Linked DNA regions of Homo sapiens: region 2 is linked to region 1. The links are chromatin loops, found by intact Hi-C in ENCODE. Cell type or tissue: chondrocyte. All regions are shown on one strand. Each heading gives the region's core, and the rest is flanking DNA. Links, peaks and the distances in the headings are about the cores only.

Region 1 (12,652 bases), core at 1,694-9,693:
ACTGGTTATTTTTGAGTGTGACAATGAACTCAGACATGTAGATTTGGATTTAACTGGAGTTAGAATGAGGTTTTCTCCAAGGCCCATGCTGTCATAGAGCCTCGTAGGCAAAGGCAGCTTGTTTTATGGTTTAGCTCCTTTAGTAACTGACAAGGCCGTTGGACCCCCTTTGTACCACAGTCCATTCCAGGGTCTCCTTTGGTATCAGCATATGGGGCAAACATGTTCTTATTCAGCTTTCCCACTGGTTAAAGGATTGGACGCATAGATGCTGTGTGGTGTTTTTCAGCTCCAGAGCATGGTGCACATTTTACTGAGTTTTTCCCTAGTTGTGGCTTAAGCTGTTTTGTTTATCTACTTAATATCATGCTTTAAAAATGAGTACGTAGTATTCTTCATGATCTTCACTGGCCTTTTCTAAGAAGAACCACTGAGCAAGATAATAGAAGAAAGGTTGACAACTTTTGAAATGTATTTTATCTTTTGAATTAATCATGCTTTTGAAATATTCATCGATCAATACAGATTATCTCTCCCTTGCAGCTGGAATATTTTGCCACATCTCTGCACAGTTGTATAAGTGAGTCGTGGGGGATAGGTGAAGTAGAAGATAACATGGCTGCCCTGAGCCACAGTGAAATGTAGCTGATGATGGCAATTGCTTGTATATAAAGATGAATGAAGGTTCATCAATAGTGTATGACTATTACCAGGAAACACAGAAGCTGAAACAGAACTGTCAGATACCTGAGTGCACTCAAACAAACACTTTTTTTGTGTGATGTGTCTAAGCACATCCATGTATTATGGGACCTTTCACCCTATTTTCCTGTCTGTTGACTTTTTCAAAGTGTGTCTGGGAGTCTTCCTTCAGGGCATTAAATACATAAGGCAGGCAGACTTTTAAATTCCTTCTTAGCAACCCTAAACCATAAGAATTACACAAAAAATTATCTCAACCATATAAAAAGCAGTTTGTTTTCCAGACTCCTTTTATTTTGTATTATTTCCTCACTTGTACATCTTTGATTCTTTTTTGTAATAGGTTGCTTTTGTTCAGCTCATCTTAGATTCCTTCACCACTTCTATGGTCCTTACCTAGTGATGTGGATTTAGATCTGAAGTTCCTAATACGTTCCAGGCATTGAGGATGAAATGACAGGATAAGATACTGCCTTTTAGAGGCTTGCTGTAAGTGCACTAAAGTGTTACAGGCATTTTTAAGAAAAGGAACTATAGACGGTCCGTGACTTACGATGGTTCTACTTAAATGACTTTACAATGGTGCAAGAGTGAGATGCATTCAGTAGAAACTGTATTTCAGATTTTGCATTTTGATCTTTTCCGGGCTAGTGATAGGTGATAAGATGCTCTCTGGCAATGGTGGGCAGTGCATGTCCCAGTCAGCTGTGCTGGTGTAAGTATTCTGAGCAATTTTAGGGAGGCAAGGCTAAAGCAATGATGTTCCGTAGGTTGGGGGGTATCACATGCGTTTTCAACTTATGATGGGTTTATTGGGACATAACCCTGTCATAAATTGAGGGTCATCTGTACAAGGTAGAGTGAGAGACTGAAGGGAAGGAGGGGTTGGTTTTCTCCGGACTGGGGTAGATGGATGGGTGTTAATTCAGAAAAAGCCTCACAGAATAGCCAGGCTTTAAGCTGCATTTAATTTAATTCATTAAAAAAATTGTGCATCTATTTAAGGTATCAACACAATGTGGGATACGTATAGATAGTAAAATGGTTGCCACAGTGAAGTAAGTCAACATATCCATCATTTAACATAATTAGTCTTTTTGTTTTGTGTTTGTGGCAGGGCAGCTAAAATCTGATTTAGCAGGAGTCTCAGTTATAGTACAATTTTATTATCTTGCATTTAGAATAGGATGGTTTGTTAGGTGGGTGGGTGCAAGGAGGGGTGTTAGAGTTCTGAAAAGACCTTGTTAGGTAGTTTTAAGTTCCATATGTTTGGAGCACAGTATGATAGGGTCACCCTGAGGCGAAGCAGGGGCTGAGAGCTATAGGGCCTTGCCTGCTATAGTAAGGAGTTGGGACTTTTTTGATCAGACTTGTAATTTTAAGAAAGTCCCCTGGCAGCTGTGTGGAGATAAGGAGACTATTAAAGGAATCCCCAGGAGAGAACCACAGCTGGGGCAGAGGGATGCAGAGGGAGAGAGTGAGTTCAAGAGATGTTAAAGAGGTAGAGCTGGTGGAAAGATGATCATTCTTTCAGGAGCCCTTCCAGCGACATCCTTCAGTGCGTTTTTCATCATGGATGCCTTTTAGTTTGTTGTGTCTATGTGTGTTGTGCACCTACTTGAATTCTCCAATGGAGTCTACCGAGCTAAGTTGAATAAGCATGCCCCATCTTGCCAGTGGGCCCAGCCATCTGAGTCTGAGCTAACACGCAGAGAGGGAAAGAAGACGAAAGAGAGAGAGGGTCAGAACGGGAGGGTCAGGGCTTCCCCTGGCTTGGCATTATCTGTGTGTGGTTATGACCTTGCTTGTAGTTATTCATCTATAGTACAGGCATGAATGTGCTGAAGAGATTTATCAGTGAGGCCTGTAGAAAGGAACATTGTACCCCATCTGCATCCTCACCCCCAGTTTCTCGATGAGTTCCTTTTCTAACATATTTCAGATTGTTTTCTGTTGTATGGATTTTCTTTTTCTAATATAGTATGCAGTGTTAGTTCAGATGGTATTGATTCATGACCTGGGAGAGTATATTTCATTGATTTTTTTATTTAGTTAGTGGACAAAAAGGAAGGGAAGCTCTGTTAACTTTTTATTTAAGAGCTGCATGAGTTTATAGAACACAATTAAGTTGAGCTTTATAGGCACAGTATGATTTTCATATAGGTTGATGAAGTTGAAGAAACGATTCTGAGCCACAGGAGTGTAACTTGGTCAGTTATTGCCACTGCATTGTAAATGGAAAGACTGAATACTACTCTCAAAGGACCAAAATACCAAAGGAGGTTAGGATTGGCCACTTCCAAGCGAGCCTGAACTCTGTCAGTGACAAACCTTTATTTCCTAAAATATTGCCTTGTTAAGATTAGGGTTCTTGAATTAAATGCAACTGTCACTTATTTGCTTTGGTTTGTGATTGTGTGCTTTTCAATATTTGAGTTGTATAGCTAATACTATTAATAGGTGCTAAGAGACACCGAATAAGAAATTTGATCCCCGTTTTTGAGGAGCATATAAGTAAGTTGGATCCATCTGTTAAATAACTAGGGAGTATTTGAGGATGTCTGTAGGGAGGTAGCAAGGTATGGACCATGGGCTGTCAAGTTACACAGATCGGGGTCAGATTTGTGACTTGTCCACTTATTTGTCTGTAGGCCATTTACTTGCCTTCACTGAAATGCTCTTTTCCTCATCTTGAAAAAATAGGATTAATGCCATCCCAGTCACAGTTCTTACAAGGATGAAATTATACAGCACTTAACAAAGTGTCCAGCCTAGCATCTGACACACAAAATATTGAATAAACATTGGGTCTAGCCCCATTTCACACAAGTTGCTGAATGCGGCACGTTTTTAGAATTTCCTAGTTTTGGGAAAGGTATCTATTCAGAAGGTGAAAAAATTGAAATTCAAAGAAGTTTAGTGATGTGCTCCAAGTTTCCCAGCTATTATTATTCCCAGCTAATAATAAAACACCACTGTAGAATAAGTAATTAGATAAATATTTCTCTGTATACTTCCAGGAGCACCTCTGTTTTCTTTTTCATGTAGTATTTAAAAAATGGCAGAAGTAGCGGTAAGTATACTACTTGTGCAGTAAGGATTCACATCACTGGTTTCTTAAAAGGTCAGGTTCCAAAATTTGCCGTTGGTTACTGTGATAGGCAAAATAATGCCCCCCCCCCCCCATAAATATGTCCTAGTCCCCAAATCTCTGAATGTGTTTCTTCACACGGGAAAGAGATTTGGCAGATAATATTAAGAATGTTGAGATGGGGGCCGGGCGCAGTGGCTCATGCCTGTAATCCCAGCACTTTGGGAGGCTAAGGCGGGCGGATCGTGAGGTCAGGAGATCAAGACCGTCCTGGCTAACACGGTGAAAGCTTGTCTCTAAAAAAAAAAGCAAAAAAAAGTTAGTCGGGCATGGTGGTGGACGCCTGTAGTCCCAGCTACTCGGGAGGCTGAGGCAGGAGAATGGGGTGAACTTGGGAGGTGGAGCTTGCAGATCGCGCCACTGCACTCCAGCCTGGGTGACAGAGTGAGACTCCATCTCAAAAAAAAAAAAAAAATGTTGAGGTGGAAAGAGTTTTCTGGATTATCCACGTGGGCCCAGTCTAATCAGTAGGGTCCTTAGGAGAGGGGAGCGGGGGTCAGAGAGCTGAAGATGGTATACTGCTGGTCCAAAGATAGAGCGAGGGGCCACAAACCAAGGAGTGCAGGGGAGCCCTAGAAAGCAGGAAGTCAACATTCCCTTGCAGCTTCCAGAAGGCATACTGCCTGACTGACATCTCTCGGTCTTAGCTCAGGAAGACCCATTTTGGAATTCATACCTTCAGAATTATAGATAATAAGCTTATGTTTTAAGCCACTAAATGTGTGGTGATTTGTCAGAGCAGCAGTAGGAAGCAAATACAGTCACCATTGCCACCTCCTCAACGTTCAGATTTTTGTATTGGTGGGAATCTATAAATCCATCCATGGGATGTTTGTCACCTCCTGTGAAATCATGGCTCATTTCTGTTATGGAAAAATACAAAAGCAAAAAAGCCATTTGAGGCTTATCTTTTGGGTTGTATAAAATTCTGTGAACAAATTGTAGACACAGGGACTAAGTGTTGATAGAGTTATTTTCTTTGAGAAGACTTCCTTGTGTAGTCTGTATTACCCGTGACAGCAGTCTTGTCAGGCGAGGGAAGACTAATACCTACAACGATTGAACTTATTTGCGTGATTGGAAAGAGTCTTATAAGGGGGAAAGGTTTGATGAACATAGGTCCCAATGCAAGTAGGTAAAAATTAAAATCTAAGGAGTGTAAGTTAGGATTTGTAAATTGGTTTTGTCAACAGCTGTAATTCCATTTATCAACAGAAGATGGCAGACTTGACACACAAATGAACTGTTGTAGAGGTTTTTGATTTTTTAAATGATGGTATAGAAAGAGATGTAAAATATTCTTAATTGGAAACCTGCTTTCTAAAGAGAATTTTGGGAATTACAAAGAGAATGTGGAAATGAAATACACGTAAGCAAATTGCATTTCAAAAATCTTCATAGTTTCCAGGGGTCTCTCCCTGACCCCCTGTCTTACTAATTTGCCACTTTGAGTTTGCTCTGGAAAGTCCAAAGCAGCTTTTGCTTTGAATACGATGAAGCTTTGAGTGGCTCTGTTCAGTGTATTGTTAAATTTCTGTTGAATTGGTTATAGAGTTGCCTGTTGAAACATGAAGCATTAGCTGAAATTAAACCTTGAACCTCTAAGTGCATTAGATGTGTGTAAGTATGACATCTTTATTGAAAAATAATTCTGGAGATGATAGTCAGAACACTTGGGTTTCACCCATGCTTCCTGAGCTAAGTAGCTCTCTGACCTTCAGCAACTTCTATGATCTCAGATTGATTTATATATAAAATGGTGACATAATTAGCTTCTAATATCAGAGGAATATTTGCAGGTAGTTGATGGAGTTTCTTGGAGAAAAATCTTAAATCAGAATTTTTTTTGTGAACTATGTTGAAATAGTTGCGAAGAAGATGTAATGTTAATAAAAGGTATTATTGGGGATACTTAGGGACTTTGAAGAGCATTTCCAGAACTAGAGGACAGGGTGCAGTTGTAAAACCCTGGTGGTGATGTGTTGAAGGAAGGGAACTTGGCTGTGGCAATGAAAGAACCAGGGGTTTTAGCAGCATCCATCTCTCTTTTCCTCCACTCAGTACCTAAAGTGAGGCCGAAGTTCACTGGAATTTTTTCCCTTTCAAATGTTTAGTTTTATGATTTGTAGTCTTGCATCTTGGGTTTTTGTTTTTGTTTAAAGAGACAGGATCTCATAGGTGGCCTAGGCTGGCTCCAAACTTGTGACCTCAAGTTATCCTCCTGTCTTCACCTCCCTGAGTAGCAGGGGCAGCATGCATGTGCACCTGGTTCTTGGTGTTTCATTTAATAAATATCAAAAGGAAACATTCAGTCCTTAGCTGCAGCAGTCAATTAAAAACAACAGAAAATATTTTATTTATGCCAAAGGAAGAAAAATCTTGGTAGCAGCATCATGATTTAATCAACATTTTAATCTAAGGTTTCATATTTTGGCATATTTAAGGAGGCCAGCATTGCATTTTGATTTTGATAAAGTATGGAGGGAGCATGTTTTTTTTTTTTTTCCTTTATGGAAAACCTTAGTAGTTCTTGTTTTTAGATAGAACTTTAACATTTAAAACATTCTTGGATTTAGTGAAAATGCCACCATTCCTGTGTCATGGATTCATACTGAACCTCAGATTTATAAGGAAAGAATGCTTTACAGAATGGATTTACCAAGAGACCCACAGATGACATTCTGTTTCCTTTCATAGAACCATAATACTGTAACATGTTTTTGTTCTTGTGCAGTGAAATACTTTGTTGTAGCTCAAATTCAAATCTAAGAAGGATCAGAGTTAATAGAAAACCAAATGGAAGGCTCCGGAGGTACTGGAGGAAGCAGAAGCATTACTTTGTAGCATCTCTCATGCCACAGTTGTCACCCAGCAGAAGTCAGGAAGCCATGCTGGGTGCTTTGTACCCCTCAGCTAGTTAGATTGATTTTTTATCGGAGAGGCTTTTCAAAGTTTTTCTTCTGCATCTGTATTTTTAAGAACTAAAAACACAATAGTAAGAACTTGGAGGGTTATGAAGCATGAAGTTCCATAAATATTTATACCAAACCACAGAAGTAGACAGTTCCTATTTTCTTCACATATTGGGGTCGGATTTCACTCTTGACCTCTTGAATTGAAAAATACAAGGAGTTAGTATACCCTTTTCTTTCTCTTATTTTTTCTTATTTATTTATTTTCAGTTCTTTAATGAGTTTTAGATGCTGGGAGCTGTCCTGTTAGGTTCATGTAGGTTTCGTTGGACTTATACCCAATTTTAGGCCTTACTGGTAAGCTGTTTAATCTGTTTTTGTGGATTTATTGCTACTAAATTTATAATATGTCCTTTTTATCAAGGCTGATAGGTTGCCATCTAAAAGCATATTTTAAATTAGCCCTTTTATTTTATTTTTCTTCCTCACTTAAAATCTTTGGTCCATAATAAATACTTTTTTCCTTTGAAATTATGTTAAAAACTTGTGAAATAATAATAAATGTGAATTGTAGAGAATTTAGAAAATATAGGTAGGTAGAAAAGAAACACCTGTAATTCTACTCTGTTTTTTCCCTACTCTTTACATAAGTATATGTATAGGCAATAAATATATGTAGAGGCAAAACAAAAAAAATTAGGCTGGACATGGTGGCTCTCGCTTGTAATTCCAGTGCTTTGGGAGGTTGAGGCAGGTGGATCATTTGAGGCCAGGAGTTTGGGACCAGCCTGGGCAACATAGCAAGATCCTTTCTCTACTAAAAGATGAAAAAATTAGCAGGGTGTGGTGGCACACCCGTAGTCCCAGCTCCGCAAGAGGCTGAGATGGGAGGATCACTTGGGCCCAGGACTGAGGCTGCAGTGAGCTTTGACCATGCCACCTTACTGTAGTCTGAGTGACAGAACGATACCCTGTTTCTATGTATATTTATATGTAAATTCTAAAGTATGGAGAAGTCATTTCTGTGGAATTGATGATTATTTTTTTGCTGATTCATTTCCTCCTGGCTAGTTTCATTTGTTTTCAACATAAAATAATACACCAGCTGATTAGTAAGTTTGGTGCATACCATCTTCTTGCTGTCAGGGTGCTTACAATTTAGTAGAAGAGGAAATATATTTCACAAACTATATGGTGTAAGCTAGTAAGTAAAAAACGTCAGATAAGAAAGCTTATTTGGGAATTAAGAATACAGAGGGAGGGAATCTTTTGAGGTTAGATAAGGTATAATTTTGGAAAATTAAGAATTATAGAAATAAGGACCTAAAAAGATACCATAAAGATTTCTGGTCCAAGTCAAGTAAGAAAAATTATACATATATGCATCTAATTGCATAAATATATACATTATTATTTGTCAATTTTCTTCATTTTAAAATGAATTAAAAAAAAAGAAAAGACTCTGGAAGGCCAGGGAAACACCTGGGAATTCACTTGCAGAACTGGGGCCACAGTCTAGGGCCGCAGACCCTCAGCCAGACCACTGCTCATTCCTCCCTGGAGTTGAGCCCTGAACCAAAGATCCAGGTTTGATGCAGGAGTGACCCCGAGGCTGAGGGATGGGCCTGGTAAAGGGAGGTAGTCATAGACGGAGAGTCATGGGCTCGGGCCTCTGACTCTACCTTTTTTCATTTCCTGTGGGGTCTTCATGTATTATTTCACTTCTTTGCTAGATTATCAGCCTTTCTCTTGCTGATAGCACTTTCCCCCATCGTATGTGCAAATATTGACTGTGTTAAAACCACACTATTCCTTGACCCTGTGGCCCTCTTAACTCTGAATCCATCTCCTAACACCTAGCCATCTTCACACGACGGTAGTGTACACTTGCTCATCTCCCTCAATCCCTTATGAATTGACCGTAATGGATCTCCCACCCCAGCCACTCTATGGAAGCAATACCGGTGAACTCTGTAAACCTTCATATGTGCGCTGCTCGAGACTCTTGATGCGTTGCTCTGCCAGTCTCCATTTGAGGCTTCTGGCCCCCTTGCACATCAAGTAGGGTGCTTGGTTGCTTGCCATCAACATTGATCCTGGCTAACTTATGGAATGAAGAATATTTTTTGGAAGATTGGCAGACACTGTTGCCTTCCACTTCTCCTTTGCCCACAGAATACTGATTTGGTTTGTGTCTCATGTTCCTAACGCTTTGCTAGATCTAGATATCCTCCACCTCCCTAACAAGGGGTGGCCATGTCACACAACTCTGGCCAACACATGCAAGGAGATGTCTGCGGGGGAAATCTGAGAAAAGGGAGGAGGCCTGTTCTCCTTGCCTTCAACTCTGTTGTGTGATAGGGTGGTGCTGGAGGACGTAAGAGCTGTCTTTTATCTGAGAGTCAGGATGCCCAGGATGAGAGGCCAGGAAGCTGGGTGGCTGGGTAGAAGGATAGGAAGAGCCTGGCATCTTGTTCACTTTGAAGTTCTGGACTAAAATTTGAACTGCCTGTCACCAAATAACTTAAGTGACTTAATGTCATTTGTAGTCATGGTCCTGGCACTTGCATCTAAAAAAGCAATTATTTCTGTAAATGAATGTTCAGCTCTCCCGCTTGCTCCAAACAGCACTGTTCAATGGAGATATAATGTAAGATGCAGGTGAAATTTTATATTTTCTAATAGCCACATTAAAAAAGGTGAAAACATCTGCTGGGATGAATTTTAATAACATATTTTATTAAACCACACACATCCATGGTATTTAGATTTCACTGTATAATTAATGTAAAATAATTATTAATTGGGCATGGTGGCACCACCTACTCAGGAGGCCAAGGTGGGAGAATTGCCTGAGCCCAGGAGTTCAGGGCTAGCCTGGGCAACATAGTGAGCCCTCATCTCTCTCTTTTTTCTTCTCTTTCCTTTTCTTTTTTTTTTTTTTTAATTATTAACAGGATATTTTACATTAATTTTTTATACCAAGTTTTCAAAATCTGTCATTTTAACACTTACAGAACATCTCAGTTGTACTAGCCACTTTTCAAGTGCTCCATAGCTGCATGGGCTAGTGGCCTGCATATTTGCCAGCATAGCTCTAGAATCAGACCCCTGGACGGGAGTGTTTGATTAGCCAGACCTAACTCACCTGATTGTGGTCCTCCTGCCAGGGTAGGAGGGGAGAGACTGACTCCCTTTGTTTTTCCTAACTGGGAAGCCCCCCACACGTGAGAGTCGGAAGCTGGGCTGCCAGAGAAGGCAGGTGTGCCCTGCAACATTATGTACCGCCTTCCAGTGTTGCTTGCTCTTTAGAAATTTATGTTCCCAGGGTTCCATTATTGGCTTTGATCTTCCTTTTTGGTTCTCTCTTTGGGTGTTACTATCTGGTTTTAGCGATCACCTGTATGCTGATGACTTCCATATCTGTATTCACATCCAAGAAAAAGTTACTTTCTAGTTTTATAGCCATATATTCATTTCTTGACTGGACATAGCCCCTTACCTGTCCCCCAGACTTCAACTCAGCCTTGCCTAGTCTGAACTTACCTCCCTTCTTCCCTGGACTGCTAATCTCATGTTTTGGGACCACCATATGCCTATTATCCAAACCAGAAACAGAAGCATCTTACTGTCTCCCTACTTCTTCACTCCTTAACCTCCTGTCAGTGACCAGGTCCGGTGCATTTTACTCCTTTTTCCTCAGATTTGACCTTCTCTGAGCCATATTCATTTCCAGATGTCTTTTATAGAACTGCTATAGCAGTCTCGTAACCCATCTTTTGCCTTCTGGCTCGTGGTCCCCCTTTGCTTCTTGCCTTCCTCCCCACCCTCCAGCTGTCCTGTGCATTGCAGCCAGAGTGATCTCCCTAAGCACACGTCATTCCTCTGCTTCAGCTTTTTCAAGTGTTCCCACTGACTATGGAATGAAGTTTCAGCCCCTTAGCATGGTATACAGGGCCTTGTCTGTCCAGTCTTACTTGTCATTACTCCTGACCTTGCACTTGCTGCTTTGGTAATACGGAATGGTGTGGGCAGCTGCCAGCTTTGGAATACTGTGTTGGTGGGACTGCCGCTGATTCCCCTGAACACCCTGCTTTTGTATTTATGTACTTCCTTTTATTGTTCATTCTTCCCACTGTGCCCTTTCCACCTTTCTTGCCAGCTCATTCCGGCTCATCCAGAAGGTTCTATAATGGTGTAATCTTGGGCAGTTTCTCTGAATCTGGGGGTTGGACTAAATACCCCTCCTCCACATTTCCCATAATCTTTGTCCATGCGCCCCACCCCCCTTTTGGCCATGTTTTATTGAAATTATTTATATGTATTTGCGGGTTCTTTGAAGCCAGGGCATCATCTTAGTCTTCTTTATCATGGAGTGGCTTGTGTGGTATCTGGCTCCATATGTATTTCTTGAACTGAATTAGATAAGTTTGAAGGGAGACTGGGTGGAAAAATATGTTGGCCCAAGTTACAGACAGCTTTATACATAAGAAGCATTCAAATGTTCAGTGAATGAAGAAATGGAAATCAGATGATATCGTTTTGTAAATCTTGTCAGTTTTGGTAGAAAAATAACTTCAGGTTATGAATCCTTTGTTAACATAACCATACCCTTTGTTGTAATGCATCGGTATGAAGCATTGTTACTTCTTAGCTTTAGAGGCAATATGCCCGTGTTAGCTGACTTCATGACATCTAAAATCACATCACATGGTGTCTTTGTCCCACTTGTCATGGGGTGCTCGGGCTTATATCTGTTCTGTGCCCAGTCTGCTCTTGCCAAGGCTAATTCCCTTGGAGTAGGAGTTGGCAAGCTGTCACCTGTTTTTGTAAATATAGTTTTATTGGAACATAGGCAAACTTTTAATTTATATATTATTATGTATAGATGCTTTTGTGCTAAAACAGCATAGTTGAACAATTGTGACAGAGACCATGTGGCTTGCAAACTGTAAAATATTTCCTATTTGGTCTTTTACATTATAAATTTGCTGTAGAGCCTTGCCTTAGAACCATTTAATTTTGGACAGGCAAAGCCTTATGTGATATCCAAATTGAGTACTGATCTCTGATTAGGAATCAGGAGAATACGGATCATAAAGGGCAAACCTCTTTGAGTTGTGTACTCTATTTGGTGGAATGGTTTTCTTACATTTCTTGCAGGCTGGTCTTGAACTCCAGGGCTCAAGCGACCTTCCTGTCTCGGCTTCCCGAGTGCCATAACTTTCATGTTCAAGGTTACATATGTGAAATCTAAGTTGCAGAAAAAGTTTGTATATTTGCAGACTGCTAGGTGCATAGCGGCTTAAATACAGGACTTTCATTAAAATGTTTAAAATATTTTTACACATCTCCCTCCCTGTACCTTGCCACCCCTTCTCCAACCTTGCCTTCTTTGCTTTTGTGGGCAGAGTTCCTTTGGGTTTGACTAATTCTTTATTGTTTCTATTTCTGAAAATAAGTAAATTACCTTAATATAGGGTAAGGTAAAATCCTGGCAGTGTGGATTTGAGATGACATATACCCGGCCTCAGCATGTCACCAAGGGTGATATTAGAATCATATATTGGCTGGTAGCTGTGAGGATGACTCAAGTCTGCTGGAATGCTGGAGGAGAGTGTATGAGAGTGCTGGGAGTCCCTTTTCAGTTGCTGCATGATCAAGAGGTCTAGGGGCTGGAGTTGGTGAAGGGTGGAAGGCTGGGTACCAGCTGATGGTCAGCTTGCCTCTACGGATGTATGCATTACTTCCAGTAAAGCAGAGGTTCCTCTGGTTCATTTTTCATCACACATGTTTGAAATGTCATGTGCCAGTTGCAGTTCTGGGCGTTGGGGATTCGAAATGAGTAAATGTGCTTCTTGCCGTTGGGAGGCTTGTAGACAGATGT
Region 2 (12,652 bases), core at 1,581-9,580, 680 kb after region 1:
GGTATGAAATGCTATAAAATGGGTAAAGCTCCATCTGAATTTTCATCAGAACTGTCTTAGCTAGTTGTAGATTGTATAGAGCCTTGAAAAATTCAGTAAGATGTTAAAGCTCAGCTATTGGAAAATATATTGCAAATGGAACACTGTAATAATTGTGTTTAAAGAGACAGTACTCCTGATTATAACACCAAACTTCCACTAGACAAAGAAGAAATTGTCAAGTGAAGATCTGCTGAACTATAGAACTAGACTACTTCACTGCTTAATAAAAGGGACACTGACCACTAGAAGAAAGACACTTTGAAAGCAGACAGACTGGGTTTGAACCCTAGCCCTCCCACTTCCTAGGTATTTGACCTCGTATAAGTTTTCTGAGACCCAACTTATGTATCTATAAAATGAGGATAATTAAAATTCCTTACTTAGGCATACTCAATAGATGCTACTTTTTCTTTTTTCTTTTATGTATAATAGGTACTCATATATAGTAAATACATATAATAAATAAATTAAACGTAGAAATAATACTACAAGAAAGGCAGGTAATATCTTTTTCTTTTTCGCCCACGAATAGCCCCACAGCTAGGAAGTGAGTGAAGGATCTGTACGCAGACCTTCTCTCTCCCCAAGTTCTGAGCTCTTTCCTCTATTTTCTTAATGGAAAATCTAACAAAAGGACAGAAAATGTAACAGAATTCATATGTAATGAAGAATCTGAAACTCTTCTCCAACAAAATATCTCCTTCCACTTATCCCACCTCCATCCTAAAAGTTTTACCAATTTAGTTAGCATTTTAGGAAGCAAGCTGTTACTAGTCTGGTCTGATCTAGAAAGTCAGATTCTTGCACACCAGTGAGAATATTTGCTTCCCTTTAAGTAAACTGGAATGGCTCTTTGGATGTTCTCTTTGCTTAACTCATGCTTATACTTTATCCTCAGGATTGGAAAACACTCTGCTTACCATCTAAATGTACCACCAGCTACATTTTAAAATAGATCTATGATGTCCTCTTAGTGGGCACGTCCAGGGAGAATCTACATGTCCATGATATCCCTGAGCCATGTGGTTCATCCCAGGTCAGGGTGTCATGCAAAGACATAACAGACTCATGACCCAAGGAAATACAGTGAACTCAAACCCCTTGTTCATATATGTGAAAGCTCAGGAATATAGGAGAGGCTCAGTAATACTACACAGCCTCCCTTCAATTCCTTGTCCCTTCTGCTTACCTTGCCCCATCCTCCCCCTGCAGTCCCTTGTCCTCCCTCCTCCCCTAGAATATCAGGCTTTTCCCTCCCCAAATGTCCCCTCTATCCCTTTCTCTGGCCCTTTATGATGTAGATTTACAAGGCATTCTTTCCCTATTTAGAGAGGCTTTCTCCCTGGAGTGGGTAAGAAGAGAAAAAAAAACCCCTATAATTCTGGGATTCTCTTCTGTGAGGTGAAGAGAAGAGGGGGCTGGGCAAAAGCTAAATTCCCAATCAATCACACAAGATTGACATGAGCCTCTCTGCACTGTTGTATGCCCTTGTTTTGTGGGCAAAAGGGAAAATTGTTATACAGGGAAGTAGTTTAGGATAGAGAGGTACCTCTGAGCAATCACGAGTTAATAAGGTCACAGGTGGGGAGAATTAGGCAATTCACCTGTGGTCTGATGTTTAGGGAGAAATTAATCAAGTTCCTGAAGTAATAGGGTCAGCAGAAACATATAGTTAATGGTCTTGCCCAGCTGGTCATCTTTCTTTTCTTGATGCCCCTCCCCTAGTGAACCAAGGTTCATTTTGAATCCAAATTTTTCAAACCTCAAAGCCATCTTCCCCAACATGTGGTTTCACAACAGTCAACATCTACTGTCAGGGAAAGAACAGCATTCTGGTGGTGAAACAAAACAGCACTTCAACTCCTTTTTTAAAAATTAATAATAATAATAATTTAGGACAATAAGCTTATGTCGGGAGGTAGTGTGGTCATCAAAATAGCCTAAGACATCTGGATGTGGTCCCCTAATTAATGCCATCAATGTCACTGGTAGGCATTCAAATGATCTGGTGCTACTTTCAGGGTGTTCATGATCTTTCTTCCCTTTTTTAAAAAAAAATCAGAAGAGTCTGGTTGCACCTGCAGTTGCTTGCATGCTTTCTAGCTAATGGCTTTCAGTGACCCTGTGCCTGATAGGCAATGGTCTGAAAGGGAACACCTCTTGGAACCCCAAATCCTGCATCCCACAAGTACATGCAAGTGAAAATCAAGCATCACTTTTTGAACAATAGCTGACTGTGAATTTGATAAATAGCAGGGTGTTATCCACTGCTTCCTGCACTGCATATGTGTTGTATTTGGTTGTCAGATAAGCTAAATACCTCTAATAGGATCTCCTCCCGCTTTTAGTAACAGCTTTATTGAGGTGTAATTCACATACTATGCAATTCATCTGTTTGAAGTGTACAGTTCAGTGGTGTTTAGCATATACATACAGTTACAGGTGTGCAACTAACACCATAATCAATTTTGGAATACTTTCATAACCCCAAAATGAAACCCTATACCCATTAGCAGTCACTTTCCATTTTCCCCTCACTCCTTAAGCCCTAGGCAACCTCTAATTTACTTTCTGTCACTACATGATACGATTCTTTTAACTTCTGTTTTTAATGAAAGAAAATCTGTATCTCACGGTGGGGGTCTACAGTGTTAGTGCTGGGGTCAAGCACATAGAGTCAGAGTTAAAGAGGGTTTTAGTGAGCTCAGTAAGCGCTTAGCATCTCAGGAGACAGACCCAGATTTAAGTCCTGGCTCTGCACTAGCTAGCTGTGTGTTTTCAGATGATTTACTCTCAATCTATTTTCTCAACTACAAAGTGGGAATAATAATAATTCATGCTTCATGGGCTTGTTTTGAAGATTAAATAAGAATGCATGTAAAGCACTTAGTATCATTCCTAGACTATTATAAGTGCTCATTACATGTTAATTAATGTTACCATATTTATTACTGTCATTCACAAAGCTCTCTGCAGAATACATTCCACAATATTGAATAACTTGCCTGCCACAGCTTGGCAGTTCTACTTTACTTCTTCTAAGGTAACTGGAATTGTAACTTAACAGGTCAATCACAAGAATGGCTTCAGAGGCAAAGGATGCCAGACCACAGTGGGTGATGGAGTGAATGAGCACTGAAGGCAGTGAGTGCAGGCTCCTCTTTCAAGAAACTGGGCTGTGACTTCATGGAGAAGGTCTCTGTAGGACACAGAGAGTTTGCAGATGTTTGTAGACTACCAGGGAAGGAACCAATAAAAGGAATGAAATTGGAGATACCATAGATAAGGACAAGTAAAGGGACAAGACCATACTGTAATGGATATATTATATGAATAACTGCGCAGGCATTTCTCAAAGACACAGCAAAGAAAATAAAAAAAAAAAACAGTGTCTTATCTTGGGTTCCTCTGAAAGCAGAGCCTGAGATGAAGGCTGGATTCCATGTAGTTTATTTGGGAATGTGATCCCAGAAAGCAGAAGTACAGGATAGCAGGAGAGAAACAGGAAGGAAGGAAAGTTTATACAAGGTGTTGGCCTCATCTGTAGGTAATTGGTGCTTAATACCACTGGACCTTCTGAGAACCTCATAAAACCCACTTCAGAACTGCCTATCTACTGGCACAAGGGGAGACATTTGTCTTTTGTCTCCTTTTCCACTAGGTCAAAGATGGTCTATTGGATTAAATCCTTTGTATTTCTAGCATGAGAAACTGTGAGTGCCAAGCCGGTTCCCGAGGGTATCCCATGCTGTGGCTTCTACAGAGCCACAAGACTGAAAGCAAAAGGTACAGGGCTCTGGCCCAAGTGGAAGGCTGTGCAAGTGTACCTGGGTAAAGCCTACTGAAGCCTTCAGTAGGATCGTCACCAAGTGGTGGTTGGGTTGAGAGGTAGGCCCCAGAAGATTTTACAGTGGTGGACAACAGATACTCCACAGGAAGAGCTAACATTATTGCACATTGATTAAACACCGGGCACTGTTCTGAACACTTGACATTAATTCACTTAATCCTCACAGCTACTTTGCATTGCAAATGAGAAAATTGAGGCACAAAAGCTGGAGAACGCTGCTTGAGGTCACATAGCTGTTGAGTGTCAAAGCCAGGAATCAGGTTCCGGCACACAAGCTCCTAACGACTGCACCGCACAGCCTCTGAGAATGGGGCTGGCTGAAGCAGGGGCAGCAGTGTTTGTGTTGTGTCCATGTTGGTGGGGACCCCACTCATTCACATTTGACCTCCGGCCCCCTCCCCTCAGCATTCCATAAATGCCCTCTACTAAGCTCTAGGTGGAATTAATTCCTATCTAGACCTTCCAAGGTCATATTTAACTTAACTCCACTCACTTTATTCCCCAAAGTAAAACAAAACCCAACTTGCTGACTGCAAGTGAACTTGGAGCCTCCCCTCCTTTTTTTTTTTTTTTTTTTGAGAAGGAGTCTCACACTGTTGCCCGGGCTGGAGTGCAGTGGCGCAACCTCGGCTCACTGCAGCCTCTGCCTCCCCGGTTCAAGTGATTCTTCTGCCTCAGCCTCCCAAGTAGTTGGAATGACAGGCGCCTGCCACCATGCCCAGCTAATTTTTTGTATTTTTAGTAGAGATGGGGTTTCACTATGTTGGCCAGGCTGGTCTCAAACTCCTGACTTCGTGATCTGCCTGCCTCAGCCTCCCAAAGTGCTGGGATTACAGGAGTGAGCCACCGTGCCCAGCTGGAGCCTCCTTTGAGCTGCTTGGTCTCTTGCTCATTTATTCTTCACTAAAATTCAATTGAAATCATTTGGTGATCACCACTAAGAGTCACTTCCAAAGTATGTGTTGTTAAAAGAAAAACTTCAGCCAAATTACATTTAAAGGAGTTTAATTGAGCAATGATTGATTTGTGAATCGGGCAGCCCCCAGAATCACAGCAGATTCAGAGAGACTCCAGGGATGCCTCGTGGTCAGAACAAATTTACAGACAAGAAAAACGGAAGTGACGAACAGAAATTGGAGGTGAGGTACAGAAACAGCTGGATTGGTTACAGCTTAGGATTTGCCTTATTTGATCACAGTTTGAACACTCAGCAGTGTATGAGTGGTTGAAGTACGGCTGCTGGGATTGGCCAAGACTCAGCAATTGTTAGAGGAGCATACTGATAAGTTAGAGTTTCAATCTTGTCTATCTATTAAGTTAGGTTGCAGTTTGTCCACAAGGACTCAAACATAGAAGTACGGAGGCCATGTTTAGTTTGTTTTAACAGTGTAATAAAATTGACTTAAACTACAAAAGAACTGAAATATTCAACTGCACCTAGGACAAAAATTTTTTTTAAAAAATGTAACCATAGCTACATTTGACTGTCGAGCGCTTTGCAAGTGGTCAAACTGAGGTGTGCTATAAGTGTAAGATACATTGCAAATTTGAAAGATTTAGTACAGAAAAAAAGTAAACTACCTCATTAGTATTTCTTATATTGGCTACATATTCATATGACAACCATTTTGGATATATTGGGTTAAATAAAATGTGTTATTAAAATTAATGTCACTGATTTCTTTTTACTTTTTAAAATGTGGCTACTAGAAAGTTTAAAATTGTATATGTGACTCATAGTATATGTCTATTGGACATAATTTGACCTTTTCCAGCCTCATTCTTACTTTCCCAGTCACTACACTTCAGTTACCAACTTTACTCTTCCTAAAACAGCCCCAACGTGTTCCTAACACAGGGCCTTTGCAGTTGCTCTTCCTCTGCCAGGAATGTCCTTTCTCAGGATTATTTATTCCTTTCCTTCTTGATCTCTTCAGAGGAACATCCCCTATCCAATCTATGTAGACAGTGTCTCTATCTTTCTTGTGCTTTATTTTTCTTTGGAGCAGTTAAATTGGGGACGGGTGGAGTGGTGCACATTTGTCATCAGAGGCTGAGGCTGGAGGATTGCTTGAGCCCAGGGGTTCGAGGCTGCAGTGAGCTAAGGTTTAAACAAACTAACAAAAAACAAACTGGTATCATGTCCTCTGTCTCTGTCAATGCCCTCTTTATATTATAGTGGAAATAAATGAAGAGATGAATGGAGTAGATTTTTGTGTTTTCCTGTAACCAACCTTTTGGGTAATGAATGAATAACCAATTAGAAAAAAAAAAAAAAAGTCCACTTTGATGGACTGTTTCATCTCTTGGCCTTGGAATTTCAAAACCTGCCTTAGCACCTCCACATTGGGACTGCATCTGGCAGCTAAGTTGAGGATTCGCTTGCAGCTTAAGGATCCTTTCAAGGGCCTTCTCCCTAGGAAGGGATGTTGACTTGTCTAGCCTTCCTGGGAGCTGGGACTCCAATTGTCTCATGCACAGATGCTGAAGTCAGTTCTGTTTGTGGCTTCTGTTTTTATTGACAGTAGAGGGCAGCAGAGTCCTTTCCACAGGAGCATTTGAGCCGAGAAGACCAACTAAGACTTTGGGCTGTGCACAGTTAAAGTCAAGCTCCTTTCAGAGAGAAATAGCTAACGAGACCCGTAATGTCTAGGGTAAGAACTATAGCAATGGCATATTTTCTTCTATCTCTAATTATATAGATGGTTCAAACTTCTGATGCAATCTCCTTATTAAATATTTATTTTATCTGAGTTTTTATTTTCTTGCCTCCGTTTTGTTTGTAGTTTAAGGGTTGGCTAGGGGGTGTAGGACTGGAGAAAGTTGATATTAGTGGATTCATTTACATTCATTTGGTTTACATCTCATCCTGGATTTTCAGGAATGAAAACTGGCTTCTTGTGGCATACAATTTCTGTATTTATCTGCAAAGATTACTCTGGAGGGCAGACAGTGTTGGCTCTAACTTTATGCATGACCCAGAAATAAGCATCTCCATTAACCCATTATCATTATAGCACTGAGAGTTTTCAACAAAACATATGCATGAGAATTGATTAATAATCCCTAAGAGTGATGTGGATAATAAAAAGCTTATAGGTCCCTCAGCTATGACAGACAGTCGTGCAGATATGCTTCCTAAGAACACAAGGAAAAAAGGTATGATTCTCCAAAAAAGTATTTTTAAAATCCAGTAGGTAGTGAGAGTGCTTCTAAGAAATTATACAAAGTGCCTTGATCAGTTAGTAACTTTAGAATGAGCTCTTAGCTAGAAAATTCAGGAAATCAGCAGCATAAGGGTGTTTTACATACTTCATTAAAAAAAATTTCCAATATATTTACCAAAAAAGAAATCATGATTATTTCCTCATCTCCATATTTCACGGACAATAGAATGGTTTAGGTTAAAACAACAACAACAGCTGACCTTGGCATGTTGGTCAAGTTAGCTAGCAGCTAGTGACTCAAAGTTTCCCCTATTAGCTGTACTGTCTCAGTAACAGAGTTTTGAATTGCAACTTAATTTCTCCTAATATTGTGTCCTACAGTTTTGATACCTAATAGTTGCATGGATATCTGCTATCATTCTTTGGTTGCTTTAGTTGTGAGGACTGTTACATTCTCTAAAAATTCTGTTTTAGCCTCCAAATGCTTAGAGCCAGAGGAGTGGGATGAATTTGCTAACCCATAATCACAGTTAGTATATTGATAGCCACTGGAAGATTTTGTTGCTGTTTATGGCCACACAAATCAGTCTCAGGCTGGATTGTTTGGGCTTTGTTTGAATTTGCTACTTAACTTTGAACTCTAGGTTTTGAAAATTTCCACTCAGTTGCAGGCATATAACCTTAGGAAATTGGATTCTCAAGAGATAGCTGAAGATAGTGTTGAGCATGCCGTTTAGATACAAAATAGGACTAAAGAGCCTCATCCTGCTGAAATTATTTACCATTGGAGCCTCTGAATATAAATGTACTCCTAAAGGCAGTGAAGCTTCAGGAAGCCATATGAAGGTGAATAAGAAAAGATTTCTATTATTATACATATGGGACGCTGAGAAAGAGATGAGAAAAGAACCACAAGGAAAACATAAAATGGATGTAAGATCGACATTGCATTTTGAATATATGAAGATATTGTCAGAGGAAAATTCTATTTTCACGTACGATAATTCTATGCAACACACATAAACCAACAAATTCTTATTCAAAAGCCTAATCCAGGTTTAAGAAGTGGGAAAACAATCTTTGCATTTTGAATCTGTCCTTGTAGTGAGAAAGAGCTGAATTATGATTTGAACTCTTACTGATAGATAGGAACTCAGAAACTGCACAGAACATTTGAAGTATGTATTTGATAAAAATTCAGTGAGCCCTCTTTTGTGCCAAGTACGGTACTAGATACTATCGATACGGACAGAGTTTAGGACATGCCATTCCAAAATATGGCCTCTTGATGTTTCAGAAAAAAGCAGAAGCAGGAAGTTCTCTTTGACCTCCTCCCAAAGTTCTCCTCTGAAGCAGGTCGTAAAAGAATTATCTGATCTTTCTTTAAAGTAGGTCATAAGACCCTCATTCCAGAGACATCTTTCCTGTATCTGGAGGAAGGAATGAAGACATAGAGATGCCAAGAAGAATCTGAACAAATAGGCCTTACAAGTTGCCCCCAGTTAATTCCGATTAGATCATACCTTTGTCCAATCATACTTCTGTATGGCTGTCTACTCTTCATTAAACCTAAGTATAAAAATACACAAGTTTTCCTGTTTCTTTGGTTCTTCATTTCTGAAAACTCTCACGTCATATAAAACTTGCTCATATGTATTTTTTTTTTTTTTTGTAGAAGTCTCAGCCATGAACCTAGCAGTGAAGGAGGAAAACATCTTATGTCTTGTTCTCTACAACACAAAGATGAACATAAAGAAGAAACACAGACTCTGGCCTGGAGAAGTTCAGTGTCTGGTGGGGGAGACTGGATAAATAATTTAAAACATTTATTTAACAAATAATTACAGTGCAATATGATAAGTACAATAGCTAAAGTGTGGGCAAAGTGTCGCAGGAACAGGAATAAAGAGGAGACAACTTCCAAAAAAATCTTACATACTTAACCTTTTCCCGACATTTTGACCTGAAAATAAATCAGCATAACAACTCACAAATACAAGGGTTACATAATTTGCTTTATAAGAAGTACAGATTAGTTTTAAGTAAGATGATTTCTTTATAATGATAGCCCTGATAATTTAGTTTTTATGGACTTTTGGGATTCCATATTTATTAAGTCATCATTTGAGTCTCTCTTAGTAGATAGGATTCTCATCACACTTATTTTGGGGGATGTCATCTTACTTATTTGCCACCTAACACTGGTCATGGGCTGGTATTCAACAAAAATTTTTGAGCTAAATTAAATTTGAATATGTTATTATGGGTTAGATGAAGTAAAAAAAAATTGGGGCTGTTAATTGGTAAAATCTGAATTAGGATATTTATCTGGATAAAGTACTAAGAAAAAGGAAACCTTTACATATCTCCTTTATATAGTTAACTCCCAACACTCTACACTAAATATACTGTTTAGTATTAAAGGCTAAACTTATAATTTCTATCATTTAATATAGATATAATTATCTATTATATAGATATCTAGATATCTAGATATCATATCTAGATATCTAGATATCTATATCATATCTAGATATCTATATCATATCTAGATATCTATATCATATCTAGATATAGATAATATAGATATCTATATCATATCTATATATAGATAATATAGATATCTATATCATTTAATATAGATAATTTGTTTTTGGCAGAAAATATATATCAGATAACTACAAGCAGAAAATTCTATTTGATACAAGAAATGAATTTGGCATTTGCTCAAGATACACACACACACACACACACACAGATATGAGTATAAGCAAGGACTAAATTACAAAGCATGAATTTATCTAGAATACTGTGGTCTCAGGTATGAAGGAAGTCTTTAAAGTGCCCTATCTAAAGGATCAGCATGCAGATGGGGAATTTATTTTGGATGGTAATGGTGGCCTTCCCTTGGAACTCTTTCCTCAAATCACAGCTCATAGATAGCCAATTAGGTCAAATTGAGGTTTGAGCTTTCCAAATGGTTCTCTGTTTTTCCTAAGCAGCACCTCTTAGACCAAGAGTTCTCCATGAAAGGAGTTACCTGAACCGCCATGTAACCACTGGCTTTTCCATGCTCAAAGCCATCTGCTCATGATAATCACAGCACATTGTGTTTTCATGAAGTACTTTCACAAGGTGTTATCTCATATGACATGAATAGCTTCATCGCCAGGTTGTTAAATATCCACTTTTCAGATACAGAACTGGCTTATAACTTCTATTCAACATAGTATTGGAAGTTCTAGCCAGAACAATTAGGCAAGAGAAAGACATAAAACGCATCCAAATTAGAAGGGAAGAAGTTACATTGTCCCTGTTTTCAGAAAACAGGATTTTATATGTAAAAAAACCCCTAAAGACTCCACAAAAAACTATTAGAACTAATAAATGAATTCAGTAAAGTTGCAGGATGCAAAACCAACATATGAAAATCAGTCGTATTTCTATATGCTAATAACTAACATCCAAAATATAAATCAAGAAAACAATATTTTTTGTGGAATAACTACAAAAAGATACTTAGGAATAAATTTAGCCAAGGATGTGAAAGACCTGTGCACTGAAAACTATAAAACATTCAGGAAGGAAATTGAAAAAGACACAAATAAATGGAAAGATACCCTGTGTTTATGGACTAGAAGAATTAACATTGTTAAAATGTTCATATTCCCCAAATGACTTATGGATTTAATGCAATCCCTATCAAAATTTCAATGACATTTTTCGCAGACACAGAAAAAAATTCTAACTTTTATAGGGAACCACAAAAGACTCTGAACAGCCAAAGCAATTGTGAGCAAAAACAACACAGCTGGAGACATCACATTATCTGACTTCGAAAAATACTATAAAGCTATAATAAACAAAACATCATGGTACTGGCATAAAAACAGATACATAGACCAATCATACATGAGCCCAGAAATAAATGATTTTTGACAAAGGTGCCAAGAACATGTAATGGGGAAAGAACAGTCTCTTCAATAAATGGTATTTGGACAACTGGATATCCACATGCATGCAAAAGACAAAAATTGGACCCTTATTTCATACGTTATACAACAATCAACTAAAAGTTGATAGGAGACTTAAATGTAAAACATGAAACTAGAAAACTACCAAAAAATAGGAGAAAAGCTTTGTGACTTTGGACTGGGCATGATTTGTTTGTATATGACCACAATCACAGGCAACAAAAGCATACATGAGGTTACATCAAACTAGAAATCTTCTGCACAGTCAGGGAAACAATCAACAGAGTGAAGAGACAACCTATAGAAAGGGAGAAACTATTTTAATATCATACATCTGATAAGGGGTTAATATCCAAAATATATAAAGACTTACACATAAATTCGATAGTAAGAAAACAAGTAACCTGATTTTAAGCTAGGCAAAGGATCTGAATAGATGTTTCTCAAAAGACACACAAATGACCAACAGGTATATGAAAAAATGCTTAATATCACTAATCATCTGCTAAATGCAAATTAAAGCCAAAATGAAATATCACATCACACCTGTTAGAATGGTTATTAACAATAAGACAAAACATAACAAATATTGGTGAGGACGTGGAGAAAAGGGAATGCTTGCATACTCTTGGTAGGAATGTAAATTAGTACAGGGATTATGGAAAACAGCATGAAGGTTACTAAAAAAATTATAAATAGAACTATCACATGATCTGGCAATCCCACTACTGACAACATATACAAAGGAAATGAAATCAGTACGTCAAAGAGATACCTGCACTCCCATTTTTATTGCAGCACTATTCACAAATGCTAAGATATGGAATCAATCTAAGTGTCCATCAGTGGATAAATGGACTTAAAAGTGTGGTATATACAATTTACAATTGTAAAAGTATGGAATCAGCCCAAATGCCCCTCAGTCAATGAGTGGATAAAGAAAATGTGGTACATATATACTATGGAATACTACTCAGCCATGAAAAGGATTGAAATAATGTCATTCACAGCGACCTGGATAGAGTTAGAAACCATTATTCTAAGTGAGGTAACTCAGAAATGGAAAATCAAACATATCTTCTCATTCAAAAGTGGGAGCTAAGCTATGAGGACGCAAAGGCACAAAAATGATACAACGGACTTTGGGGACTTGGGGGAAAGGGTGGGAAGTGGGTGAGGGATGAAAGACTATACACTGGATGCAGTGTACACTGCTCAAGTCATGGGTGCATCAAAACCTCAGAAATCACCACCAAAGAATCTATGCATGTAGCCAAACACCACCTGTTCCCCTCAAACTATTGAAATATAAAATAAATTTTAAAAGTTTAAAAAATGTGGTATATATTCACAATGGAGTACTATTTGGCCTTAAAAAATTAGGAAATCCTGTCATTTGCAACAACATGGATGAACCTGGAGGACATTGTGTTAGGTGAAATAAGCCAGGCGCAGAAAGACAAATATTGTGTAATTTCACTCATGTGGAACCTTAAAAAGTTGAACTCGTAGATTTATAGAAGAATGGTTTTTACTGGAGGCTGGGGGAAGTGGGGAGAGGGTTGGGAGATGTTGATTAAAGGATACAAAGCTTCTGTTAAGAGGAAAAAATTCAAGAG

Evidence for each region. Peaks named below come from ENCODE experiments on the same cell type or tissue, not always from the same donor. Only the 100,000 strongest peaks of a DNase experiment are listed, where the experiment ranks them.
Region 2: a loop joins it to region 1, with 3.0 times the contacts of the local background. A loop is called at or near these places in 2 of 110 quality-filtered maps.

What each region holds. Positions count from the first base shown.
Region 1 is chr3:66,249,150-66,261,801 of GRCh38, forward strand. The region is part of intron 3 of SLC25A26 (solute carrier family 25 member 26); the gene reads left to right. Among named protein-coding and RNA genes, the nearest start is that of SLC25A26, 34 kb to the left of the region's middle. In chondrocyte, for the core only: CTCF peaks have their summits at 5,066 (motif pointing right) and 5,272; no DNase peak of the experiment used is centred there.
Region 2 is chr3:66,932,132-66,944,783 of GRCh38, forward strand. All of the region lies in intron 1 of LOC105377144 (a long non-coding RNA gene), which reads right to left. Among named protein-coding and RNA genes, the nearest start is that of KBTBD8, 60 kb to the right of the region's middle. In chondrocyte, for the core only: a CTCF peak has its summit at 6,420 (motif pointing right); no DNase peak of the experiment used is centred there.